Linked DNA regions of Homo sapiens: all the other regions are linked to region 3. The links are chromatin contacts, found by Hi-C or POLR2A ChIA-PET in ENCODE. All regions are on one chromosome and are shown on one strand. The core of a region is the stretch at or near the end of the contact, and the rest is flanking DNA. Distances in the headings are between cores, read along the strand shown.

The links. A loop is a pair of places that touch in the nucleus more often than their neighbours do. ChIA-PET counts read pairs that join two places held with the same protein, here RNA polymerase II (POLR2A). Pooled maps may share reads with other maps.
Region 1: a map of CD4-positive, alpha-beta memory T cell shows a loop between it and region 3 (6-fold over the local background). The contact joins the promoter of ILKAP here to the enhancer-like site in region 3. A Hi-C loop is called at or near these places in 1 of 168 maps with a recorded cell type or tissue (CD4-positive, alpha-beta memory T cell), 1 of 37 single-sample maps with no recorded cell type and 10 of 50 pooled maps. POLR2A ChIA-PET finds 5 or more read pairs at or near these places in 2 of 52 experiments (BJ and CD8-positive, alpha-beta memory T cell).
Region 2: a map of OCI-LY7 shows a loop between it and region 3 (2.9-fold over the local background). The contact joins two enhancer-like sites. A Hi-C loop is called at or near these places in 1 of 168 maps with a recorded cell type or tissue (OCI-LY7) and 7 of 50 pooled maps. POLR2A ChIA-PET finds 5 or more read pairs at or near these places in 1 of 52 experiments (Panc1).

Annotation. Positions count from the first base shown.
Region 1 is chr2:238,202,332-238,206,130 of GRCh38, reverse strand. It overlaps ILKAP (ILK associated serine/threonine phosphatase), which reads left to right and starts at 2,436. Exons shown (of 12, transcript NM_030768.3): 1 at 2,436-2,632. The coding sequence starts at 2,578. RefSeq lists enhancers at 1,555-2,427, 3,390-3,449 and silencers at 2,240-2,809, 2,930-3,019.
Region 2 is chr2:237,153,710-237,157,274 of GRCh38, reverse strand. No RefSeq gene overlaps it. Among named protein-coding and RNA genes, the nearest start is that of COPS8, 70 kb to the right of the region's middle. RefSeq lists an enhancer at 702-1,236. Within about 2 kb of position 2,162, at least 17 of the 41 ENCODE cell types and tissues checked have a DNase peak (open chromatin) inside an H3K27ac peak, as active enhancers do; they include OCI-LY7, where a contact is called at or near this core.
Region 3 is chr2:237,667,616-237,671,343 of GRCh38, reverse strand. All of the region lies in intron 1 of LRRFIP1 (LRR binding FLII interacting protein 1), which reads right to left. Among named protein-coding and RNA genes, the nearest start is that of LRRFIP1, 42 kb to the right of the region's middle. Within about 2 kb of position 1,608, at least 19 of the 41 ENCODE cell types and tissues checked have a DNase peak (open chromatin) inside an H3K27ac peak, as active enhancers do; they include OCI-LY7, where a contact is called at or near this core.

The DNA.
Region 1 (3,799 bases), core at 1,187-3,686, 530 kb before region 3:
TCCTTGGCTGGAGTAGTCCTCCAAAATAGACAGGAATTAGATGTTATAACAACTGAAAGAGGGGACCTCTGCCTCTCATTCGGTAAAAAATGTTGCTTCTATCTCAATCAGTTGGGCCTAGTAAGAGACGCTGCTAAAAAACTTAAAGAAAGGGCTAAAAAGCTAAGAGAATAACAAGACAACCAAATAAATTACTGGTTTAAAAACAAAGTCCTAATATGGGTCATCCCATTCCTGGGCTCTCTCCTAAAAATATGCCTAGGAATAATGTTCTTACCCTGCTTAATTAACCTTTTTCTAAGTTTTTTTTATTTTTTTGAGACGGAGTCTTGCTCAGTCGCCCAGGCTGGAGTGCAGTGGCGAGATCTCGGCTCACTGCAAGCTCCGCCTCCTGGGTTCACACCATTCTCCTGCCTCAGCCTCCCAAGTAGCTGGGACTACAGGCACCCGCCACCATGCCTGGCTATTTTTTTTTTTTTTTTGTATTTTTAGTAGAGACGGGGTTTCACCATGTTAGCCAGGATGGTCTCGATCTCCTGACCTCGTGACCCACCCGCCTTGGCCTCCCAAAGTGCTGGGATTACACGCGTGAGCCACCGCGCCTGGCCACCTTTTTCAAAGATTTTTAACCAGCAGGATCATGGCCATCTCACAGACAATTACCCAAAAACATCTACAGACAGCGTTACTCCTACAATCAATCTGAAACCAAAGAACTCTCTGCTCACTCCCCCAGCAGGAAGTAGCCAGAAAAAATGCGCTGCCCCTTGTCCTTTTCATAACTATAGAGACTGGATTGATAGAGCAGGAGCATTGCCATCTTGGACAAACACCACCTTTCTAAGTTCCCCTTGATTAAAAAACCACCTAAATCCTACCCCAAAACATCAGCCTAACGGCTAATGTCAGCATAACCAGAAATATTCCAACCCTAAGATAAACCTCTCTTCAACCAGAAACATGCTAACCCTGAAATAACCTCTCCTCCAATAGCCTCCCCTCCGACCAGAGACATTCCAACCCTGCAATAAACGTTCCCCCACTTCCAAAACCCTTAAATATCCTTAGTCTGTAAGAGAGAATGCTTAGTCTGTAAGAGAGAGCGCTCCTGATCGAAATTGGCCAGAATCCCCTCTCAGGTTTATTCTCTGAAATAAACCTTTTAATGTTGAGCCGCTTTTTGTATTTATTTCCTCTTTCTTTAACGGTTACAAGCATTGTTACTTGAGTGTTTCTGCTGTAATGGAGGAGGCAGCATGAATATCTCAAACGGTTGCTAGTGAGAAGCCACGCAGATGAGAGGCATGAAGCCTTGTTGGGCTCCCTCCATGTCCTACAGCCAGAGAGCGTCAGAAATACATCTGCCCCAGAATGAACTGGGCTGAAAACTCTTTGCATGGAGGGAGACCACATAACCTGGGGAACTTGGGTAAACGATGTTGGAACGGAGGTGTAAGATTTGGGTTTGTGTTAGTTGATTTGGGGAAACATTTATGGAAACGGGCCTTTGCTCCGGATTGGATGTCAGGAAGAGGAGGATTCCATGATTGGATATCTTGATGAAGCTTATCTAGACGGCAGGAGGACGAGACAAAGGCTAAACATGTAATGGTAAAGAAGCAGCAATCACTCTTATTGGCCAAGACGAGGGGAATGTGGTCACTTTTGTGGCTTGGACAGTGTTCCTGTTTTGTCTGTGTTCACACTTGATTACACAGTGGTCTGTTTTTTTCTCTTGATCTGTATCACGGCCTGATGTTGGTGTTTTATGAAATTGTTCACATTCAAAGAGAACACCCAGGCCTAGCTGTTTGTGCCAGACCAACCCCAAGTCCTGGCTGCAGAACCAGGCCAGCTCCCCGATGTCAGTGGCCGCCTTTCTCTTTACAGGCATGGAGGGGGACACCATTAAGGAGGAGCCCCTCTTCTCCGCTCCCCACAGACACCAGTGGGTGCAGACAAGTCAGGGAATGCCTCCTTTCCCTCCGGCATCTTTTGAGGTTTCCGTCCTGACGCCCAGGGCCGCTCCATCCAAGCCTCGGTTTCTCAGTCTCTAAAACAGGCCAGAAACCAGGCACGCCGTGGTGAAAGGACGAGCCGAAGAGATGGCAAGAGCTCCAGAAAGCCTTCCCAGGCATCAGGGGCTGCCCTTGAGCTCAGACGTTTCTCTCTGGACAGGGCTTCTTGGACAGGAACTCAACGAAACTTGACAGAAATCGGACACCCCCAGCCAAGGAAAAGCAGGAGGGGCCCGGGGTTCGCCAAGGCGGGAAACACCGCGGGGCCCAGACGGCGCCGTCCGCCCGGCTCGCAGTCGGGGCGCGGGAGGGGCCCACGCGCATGCGCACCGCCCCGCCCCCAGCCGCCCCGCCCAGCCCGCGCGCAGCCCTCTGGGGCGGCCGGGCCACGCCGCGCGCCGATTGGTGGCGTCCGGGACTCTCCCTGCAGGTGACTGACGGCGCCGGCCGCCCCTGCCCGTCGCCCGCCCGCTGCTGCCGCCCGCCCGGGGTGTGGAGCCCGGCCGCTGCTCGCGGGCTGAGTGTCTGTCGCTGCTGCCGCCTCCACCCAGCCTCCGCCATGGACCTCTTCGGGGACCTGCCGGAGCCCGAGCGCTCGCCGCGCCCGGCTGCCGGTAAGCGGCGTTGCCGCCGGGCCGGCCAGGGAAGGGAGAGCAGGCGGGATGGGGGCGGCCTGAGGCCCGGGGCGGCTGAGGCGGCGCCCGCGCTGGGAGGCGGCGGGCGGCGCGGGCTGCACGGGGCCTGCTCCTGCCTGGCCAGGCCCCGTCCGGCCCACTGGCGGCCCTGTCGGAGGCCCGGTCGCTCGCGGAGCTCGGAGAGGCCGCTCCGCCATTTTCGCTACGCAGGAAGGAAAGGGCCGAGCCGTCGTGGCCACGGCCCCTCTGCGTGGCGGTGAAAGGCGCCGGCGCGACCGCGTGGGCCGACCCGAGGGACCGGCTCTGAACGCCCGGCGGCACCGCGGGCCCCCGCGCCCCGATTCCACCCGCGGCCTGGGCTGCCTTGCGCGTCGCCCGCCCGCGGCTTCCGGGCCGCACTTCACCCGCGGGCTGTGGAACGGCCGCGTTCCGGGCCGGTGCAAGTTCAGGGGCTTGGCGTTTTTATTTGCACTGGAGATTGAATTAATCACCATCTTAATCCTTCGTGTTTTTGAAGCCTGGAAGACAGGATGCCTCCTCTGTCATCCTGTGATTTTGTGATAATTAACAGTAGTTTTTTTTTTTTTTTTCTGGTCCACGGGAAGTTCCCCCTCTCCTTGAAGTTAAGGGGTCCGCTCATCTCCTAAGCGCTGGCCCCTGCCAGTGGGAGTCCCTGTGGGCTGTGGTTTGAGCTCAGCATCCTAGCAGCTTGAAACAGGGCCTGTGTTAATCCCTGCGTCCTGTGGGTTACAGTCTCCGGGTTTCATCTGTCAAAACGCGTGAATATTTCATATGCAAGACTTCCAGCTTGATGTTGTAGTTTAGGGCCTTATTACAAAATTTAACTTGGGGGCAGAAAACCTGGAAAACTTAAGACGTTCAGATTTCCAGGCCCACCTCAGCCCCAGTAAATCCGAATCCCTGAGAGTGGGGTTTCCGAATCTGTTACTAAATCCCCAGGCCAACCCAGCGGGGGCTGGAGACCAGTGGTTTGGGAGCTGCTGTTGTAGGGTAGACGGAGGTGAGTAAGGCCCAGCCTTCGCTTTCTAAGAGCTGCTTTCTGAAGGGTACTAATTACGGTAATTAAAACTGGCAAAAGTTAATGACTGTGGGAAATGCTGAGGACTCTTGAGGAGGGATTGTCGG
Region 2 (3,565 bases), core at 913-3,412, 510 kb after region 3:
AGGGAGGTGGCATCCTTCCCTCTCTAAGGAGGGCACGGGGTCTGGGAACGCTAGGAAGCCTGTTCGAGGTTGGAGGAACCTTGTGCTCCTCTGCCCTGGGCTGAGTGGGCACTTAGCCCTTCTGCTGCGTTCAGCAGTGACAGCACTCGCATCTCTGTGGCCATCGCCACCGGAAGAAGCTGGGACGTGTGCGGCATACGGCCGTTTGGGAACTGCGATCGGTGAGCTGCTGGGGATGCGATGCCTGACGCGACCCCGCTTCAGAGCGTGGACTCCGAGGGCAGAGCCCTGGAAGCTGATGAGCGGCCGGGCCAGAGCTTTGACCTTGCTTCCTTCATGTGTGAAATGGGTCTGCGAGGCGCCCTCTTCTAGGGGCTGTGCTGAGGACCAGGAGTTACTCCGTGTCCCTGATTTGCAGGGACCTTGTCCCCTAAGCTGTGCTCAATCAGCCTTCCTCAGTGTTACCGGCAGCAGGAAAGCTGTCATCTCACTGCGGGCACAGGGAGCCCTTGGACACAGTCTGAGCAACGTCCTGGGGGAAGAGAGGACTGAAAAAACTGAACGTCCAGTGAGAAACTGTTCCCTGGACAGAAATGTGAAAAACAGCGCTGGCAGCACAGCCTGTGACTCACCGGCGTGTGCCCCCACACTGCAGCTGGGCCAGCGCGGGGCCCTCCTGATTCATGTTTTCCGTGGTTATCCGGGGAAATGGAAACCGTCTGGACGCGGCACCCACTCGCACGCCGGCGCTCACGCTGCGCTGATCAGCTTGGAAGTGCGGAAGGGCCTCCTCCCAGCCTCCTCCCCTACCTGCAGCCGCAGACGCTGGAGTGGGGAGGTGGCTGTCTTCACACCCCAGACCCACTGCCCAGGGCATGCTTCCCCGTAGGAAGCAAAACAAAGACCCGGTTCCCTGTCTGTGGGCAGGGGCAGGGGCCACTTTGAGGTCTTTTCTTATTTTTTGTTCCCTTGGGTAGTTCCCTCTGCACACAAACCACCGCGTGCTCTTGATGACTGAGCGCATGCCCTCAGTGAGGCATCCTAGGGCTGATGTGGTAAGGACGGTTAGGAGCCTACTCTAATGACATCTGAATTTCATGAAAGGGGGAGGGAGGGGACATCACAGTGCCGTGCTTGTGAAGTCACTGAGTGTCTTTTATCCTTGGAAAATTGTTCTCTGGGACATGCAGCTGGTTGCTAAAGTTTTCATTTTTCTGTGTCTGCAGATGTGCACAGAAGTTTCCAGTTAAGTTCCAGTTAAGCCCTAACCTGCATTAGGAAAAAAAGAAAAAAAGAATGTGTTTGCATGGCCTACAGAAGTGCTCAGTATGACCTGAAGCCGAATCACAGGCACTTTTCTCATTAGCTCCTGGGGCTGCGTCCCCTGGGCTTGTGTTCTGATCCTCTGGGCCGGCTGTGTGACCTTAGGGAACTTCCTTGCTTCTCTGAGCCTCGGTTTCCTTCATGGTAAAATGGGGAGGGTAATGATGCCTCCTGAGGTTGCTGGAAAGACTGACTGAGACAGTCCTCAGAAAGCACTTCACAGGGGCCAGCCCAGGGTAAAGGCACAGGAAACGCCACCCACCGCTGCAAATCCATTGCTGTTGAGTCCTGGGGGGACTTTCTTGCCTGTGCTGGCTGTGAGGCAGCCTGTGTGCTACCCCCTCCAACAGCCACACAGTGAGTTTTATTTTCGAATTGCATTGCTAATCCCTGAGGGGAAACACAAAGGCTAAGCAATAAGGCAGGTGTGTGAAACTCTCATTGCCATAAGAAACCTCCAGCATTCTCCCCGTCTTTGTGCACAGCCTGAACTGTTCATGTCACACTTCCTGGCTGCACTGTGGGCTTCTGTTCAGCCCCAAGATAGAGTTCCTCATACCTCCCCGCTCTTCTGACTCCTTCAGGCTGGCCCATCCCGAGGAAGGCGACCCTTCTCTTTTGCTTGCCACTTTCTCATGACCTTGAGCAGACAGCCCCTCTTGCTAGGATCCCGCTGTCTGGGTACATGGAGATACTGTGATCTGAGCCAGGGTTCCTGTCTCTCAAATGGCAGATGAGGACTCTGATGGGCATGTCAAGAGGCTGGGGCAGAGTGTGGGTCTGCAAGTCCCATTGCCTGAGGCACCTGTGTGGGGAACAGAAACCCAGGGACACATGATTGGCAGCTAGTGGAGGGAGGATGGAGCTGAGGGACTGATGGGGAGAGGCCAGATGTGAGCGGATATAGGGAGGAGCCAGGACCTGAGGCCAGATGAAGCTGGGAAGACCCAAAGTTTCTGAGAAAGTGGTCAACACCATGCACAGCAGAGAAGTCACAGGAAGAAATTGGAATGAAAATGTGAATTTGCAATTAGGAGGCCATGAAGAAAAGGAGCTTCCGTGTGTGGAATTGTGGGTTGAAAGTCAGAGTCAATAAATAGCAGAAGCAGAGGCAAGAGTGCCCTGCTCCTTCTAGAAATCTGGTGGCAGAGGGAAGGAAGAGAGGTAGCGATTTTAAAATCAGGTGCACTGGCGGGTACCTGTAATCCAAACTATTTGGGAGGCTGAGGCTGGAGGACTGCTTGAGCCCAAGCGTTCGAGTCCAGCTTGGGCAACATAGTGAGACCCCATCTCTTAAAAAAAATAAATAAAAGGTAGTAACTCTGAGTGCAGGGACCAGGGTTTTCTGTTTTGGGTGGTGGGAGACTGAACGTTTTGGAAATTTGGTGGAAAGAACCAGGTGAGAAAGGGGCTAATTGACCCAACATGGTCCAGGGCCAATCCTTTACTTAGGGACTGTTTATAATGATGTGCAGCTGCTCTGAGGACTGGAAAACGCCTGTTTGGCAAAGAGCTTGCCTGTCAGGAGGGGATTTGCCACTGGAAGGGAAAAGGAAATCATATCAATATAGTCTTTTCACGAGACGACCCTTCATGTGGAGACCTTGGCCCTTTAAAGTTTGAAATACATGTCCCCACATCCTTAGCACCTTTTTCTAGCTGCCACAACAGGCCACCTGCAGCCACCTCCCTGTGTTTCAAGGATGCCATCGTGTGGAAGGCGAAGGGAACAGCAAATATAAGACCCCTTTTATTCAAGGCAATTCACTTCTCGAAGACTAACCACACTAACCACCTTGCCTGACATTTGTATGTCTCCAGAGAACTTTCACAATTTTTTTTTCATTTGATCATTACAATAACCCTGTTTTACAGTCCAGTAAACAAACTCAGAGAGGTTAATTGACTTACTGAAGGTCACACAGCAGAGGGAAGGCATGGTCAATTGCCTCACTCCAAGTTCTCTTCTATCTTCACTGGGTCACTCTAGGCAATGTCATTCAACAGATATTCTACAGCCATGTTTTTCCAAATTTGCCCAACCTTTAGCTCTGGAACCCTGTAGACACATTTGCTTGGGTATGTAGACCTGTAGATGAGTATTCCTGAGATAAATTTCACAAGGCAGCACTTACCTGTATCAAATGTGGTGCCTCTGATTATTCTATTATTCTATTCTATCACATTTTTATAAAAATGCTATTTATGATCCATTAAATTGCTCTCATGACCCATTAGCAGT
Region 3 (3,728 bases), core at 359-2,858:
TGTTTTCTTAAGTGGAGTTGAAGTGTTTCAGAGCCTTAGCTGGTTTGAAGGCCTCTGGCTCTCAGATCTGTATGGCTGTGGCAGCTTATAACCACTATGGACACTTGTAGGATATGTGTGTAGTGCAGGTTATCACACGAGGGACACAAGTCCATGGGTCACTGCTTGGAAAGGGAACTTCTGGGATCATCAACGGTAATGGTCATTCGAAGCTGAAGGGGTTCCCTTGTTCAAAATCTCTGGACTCTTCATATGCAACAGGCCAGTTCTCCCCAGGGAGAACATAGCGCTCTTCAGATGAAATGCGAGGGATGGAATGGAACTTTCAAAGTAGGGGCTTGGGCTGCCCCACACAGCTGTTAGTGCCAGCAGCCTCTGTCATCTTCACGACCTCCGTGGGACTCCCAGGGAAAATATTTCTAAGTGAGGAGGAGGAGAGGGAGGAGGAGACCCTGCCGCTGAGGATGTTCCAGACGTTCGGAAAATGCCTGGCACGCTTCCATGTGCTTGCTTCTCGTAACGGCCCCACGGGGAGGAACAATCATGCTTTCTAGCTTAGACGCAGAAACTGAGGCAGGCAGGGGACGCAGCCTGCAGAGGTCCCATAGTCCTGAGCCACACAGCCAGAGCTGGGCCCAGGCAGGCAGGACCTGCCATCTGGGAGCGCTGTGACAGACATTCCTTAGACTGCCACCGAGTGCTGGCCCTGCAGGCGCTGTGTTGGGCACTTTCTATGTCTTAGTGCAGGTAAGTCTCAACAGCCTTGCAAAGTCTGTATTATCATCTGCACAGCACCAATGTGGAAACTGAGGCTCGGTGAGGCACGTACTGTAGTTGACACAGCTTCAATTCAGCTCAGCAGACCTCTGGCTCAGCATGATGGGCTGTCGGTGTTGCTGGCTCTGTCCTACCCCACCCCTGGCTTTCACAGAACAAATAAACATTTTCCCCTCCATCTTAAAATCACAGCCAGGAAGGGGCCTCCTAGTACATCTGGCCTAGGGCCGCTGCTCCCCAGCAGACCAATGTCATTATCTCAGGCTTGACCAGTGACCTGCCCAAGGCCACACAGCCAAGGGACACACCGAGGTGTCGGGGCACTGACGTCCCGGTGCAGGACGACCTCCTGTTGATCGACACTGCTTTCTGCCCTGCCAGCTGTGTTCTCATGACAGCAGATAGCTTTATTTGGGACATTTCAGACGTTTTCCTCTCTGCAAAATATCCAGTTGACAAATCATCATGAGAATATGCATTACGTTTTCCTTTCTAAAATTAGAACTATCTCCCACCATTTGTCAAATGCCCAAGAACACAGGAAAACTGACTCTTCCCAGCTGGTTTTCATTAGATGATATGGTGTCTAATATTCAAATCTGTCCAAAGACGGCCCCAATCTTTTGCCAGAAGTTGACTCAAGCTGATTCTCCCAAAAGCAACGTGCGAGGCTCTATGCCACGTGCACACATCCCACATTTGGGCGGAAATGGAGACCGGTCAGGCTTCTGCTACTCAGCCACTGTTTCCTAGGAATGAGCTCATGGAACAGCCGGTCCATGTTTAATGACACCGTTATTTTTACAGGGAGGAGTGTGGTTAAGCATTTACCCGGGGTGGAGGCATCACTGTGGTTCTGCTGAACTCCAGCTTTTAGCACTCACTCCTCTGCTCAACAAACCGTGACGGCCTCAACATCATACAAGAGAAAGCCCGGCAGGAAACTCCGTTTAGGGTTATCAAGCACCTGGTCAGGCATATTTCTTTAAAGACATGAGGAAGATATTCAGTTCCTAATCTAAACTGAAAAAAAATATTTGCAACAACTATGAAAAAGGTTAATAAGCAATCCACAAATCAGCAAGAAAATATCAACACTCACTCTAAGACACGTTTTGACGATTTGAAAAAGAACTTGAGATACCTAAGAATCAGTTAGCTGCCAGTTTTTAGCTGTCAAATTTACAAAGCTGAGATAATCACAGTACTTAATCCTGTGATGAACAAGACACTCTCAGACAACACAAATGCAAGTGTAAACTGATACACCCTTTCAGGAAAGCAAAGCTCCAGGTCCTTAACCGTGTTTGTAGGTTTGGGGTTTAAATTGCACTTCTAATATTCTAATTTAAGGAAATAATTTGAAGTAGAAAAACCTCACTCTTAAAGATGTTCACTGCAATGCTATTCACCGCAGTAAACAAACACAAAAGCCTCAGTGTCCAGCAATACGGAAGTGAGGACGTGATGGTGCATCCTCAAAGCCATATTTTGTGGCCATTAAAACATTTTTACAGAGCATTTGATACAAGAGTTACGCTTATTTCTTTCCTTAAAAAAAGGAGATTTTAAAAATGCGCTATTTAGAGACACATAATTGAGACTATGTTAAAAAAAAGTCACAGATAAAAGAATGGAGAAAAATAAACAAAATGTTAACAGGTATTGTGCTTGGTCAAGTATGAGGCATAATTTTTATTTTCTACTATTGCCTGAATTTTCCTTATTATTTTTCTATAATAAACATGTATTACGTTTAATATAATAAATATTTTCTTTCAGCAACAATTACCCTTGTTGCTGATTTCTTCATTTATTCAACAGAAAGACTTCTTGTAAGCTAAACCTCAGGAAAAATGCTGTGAGGATAATAAGCAGCTAGTGTGAATGTTCCTACCCCAGCCGAGGAAGTCAGGGAGGGCTTCCTGGAGGAGGGGGAACTGAGGCTGGAAGGATGGAAAATGATGGGAAACGCTCTTCAGTAGCTCGGTACAACTGGAGTGTAAGACCCCCATGGGAGAGAGGCAGGAAGGAGGGGGCTAAGAGGCCCCTGGTGCCATCATATGGCTTTAAAATGTATCCCGGAAGCTATGGGAGTCATTAAGGATGGTAAGGCGGGGAACCATAGCATGAGGGTTGTGTTTTCTTTCTCCTTTTGTGAAGATGGTAAGGCAGACTTTATTTCAGGGGGCCATGATGACAGGCACAGGGACAGCTGTGACGGGGCCTTGTCCTGGGGAGAGAGGCTGCTGTTTTCAATCCCAAGGCTGGCATGTCCTAGGATCACTAGGACACCAAGATGAAGATGCAGGTGTGGTGGGGCCAATCTTGGAAGCAGATGGACTGGGAGGCTGCCGAGGTCACTATGTGAGGGGAGGGGCCTCAGCCAGCTTCACGATTTCACCGAGGAGGGGAGGGGAACAAGCTCGGGGGAGCCCCGGCTCAGGCAGCTCTGAGGTGGGGGGATGAGAAATGCAGGAGGAGCAGCTGCTGGCAGGGTGATGAAGAGTGTTGGGGAAAGGGGGGTGTCAAGTTGTCAGGTGGAGTTCAAAAGAAGGGTCTGGGCAGGACATGAGGGCATCCAGGGGTTGTAAAGCCAAATGTGGCTGCAGCTGCTAAAGGGTGTACTGTAAATTGGCATAGGAGAAAGGCGCAAACCTCATGAAAACAAGCAGAGAAGCCCAGGAACCCGGGAGAGGCTGACGGAGCCTGAGTGAATGGTGTTAGGGAAGCTACAGGGCTCGGGGGCTGGGCCAGTCCTGTGCCGGGAACACAACTGCCACTCCACCCTGGTTAGGCCATTTCACGTCAGGATCCCAAATGAATACTATGAAAGCCACACACAGGGAACGGTCAATGAATGAACAAACGTGTGCTCCATGCTTTGACACTGTTGGTGGGAGTGTAAATTAGTTCAACCATTGTGGAAGACAGTGTGGGGATTCCTCAGG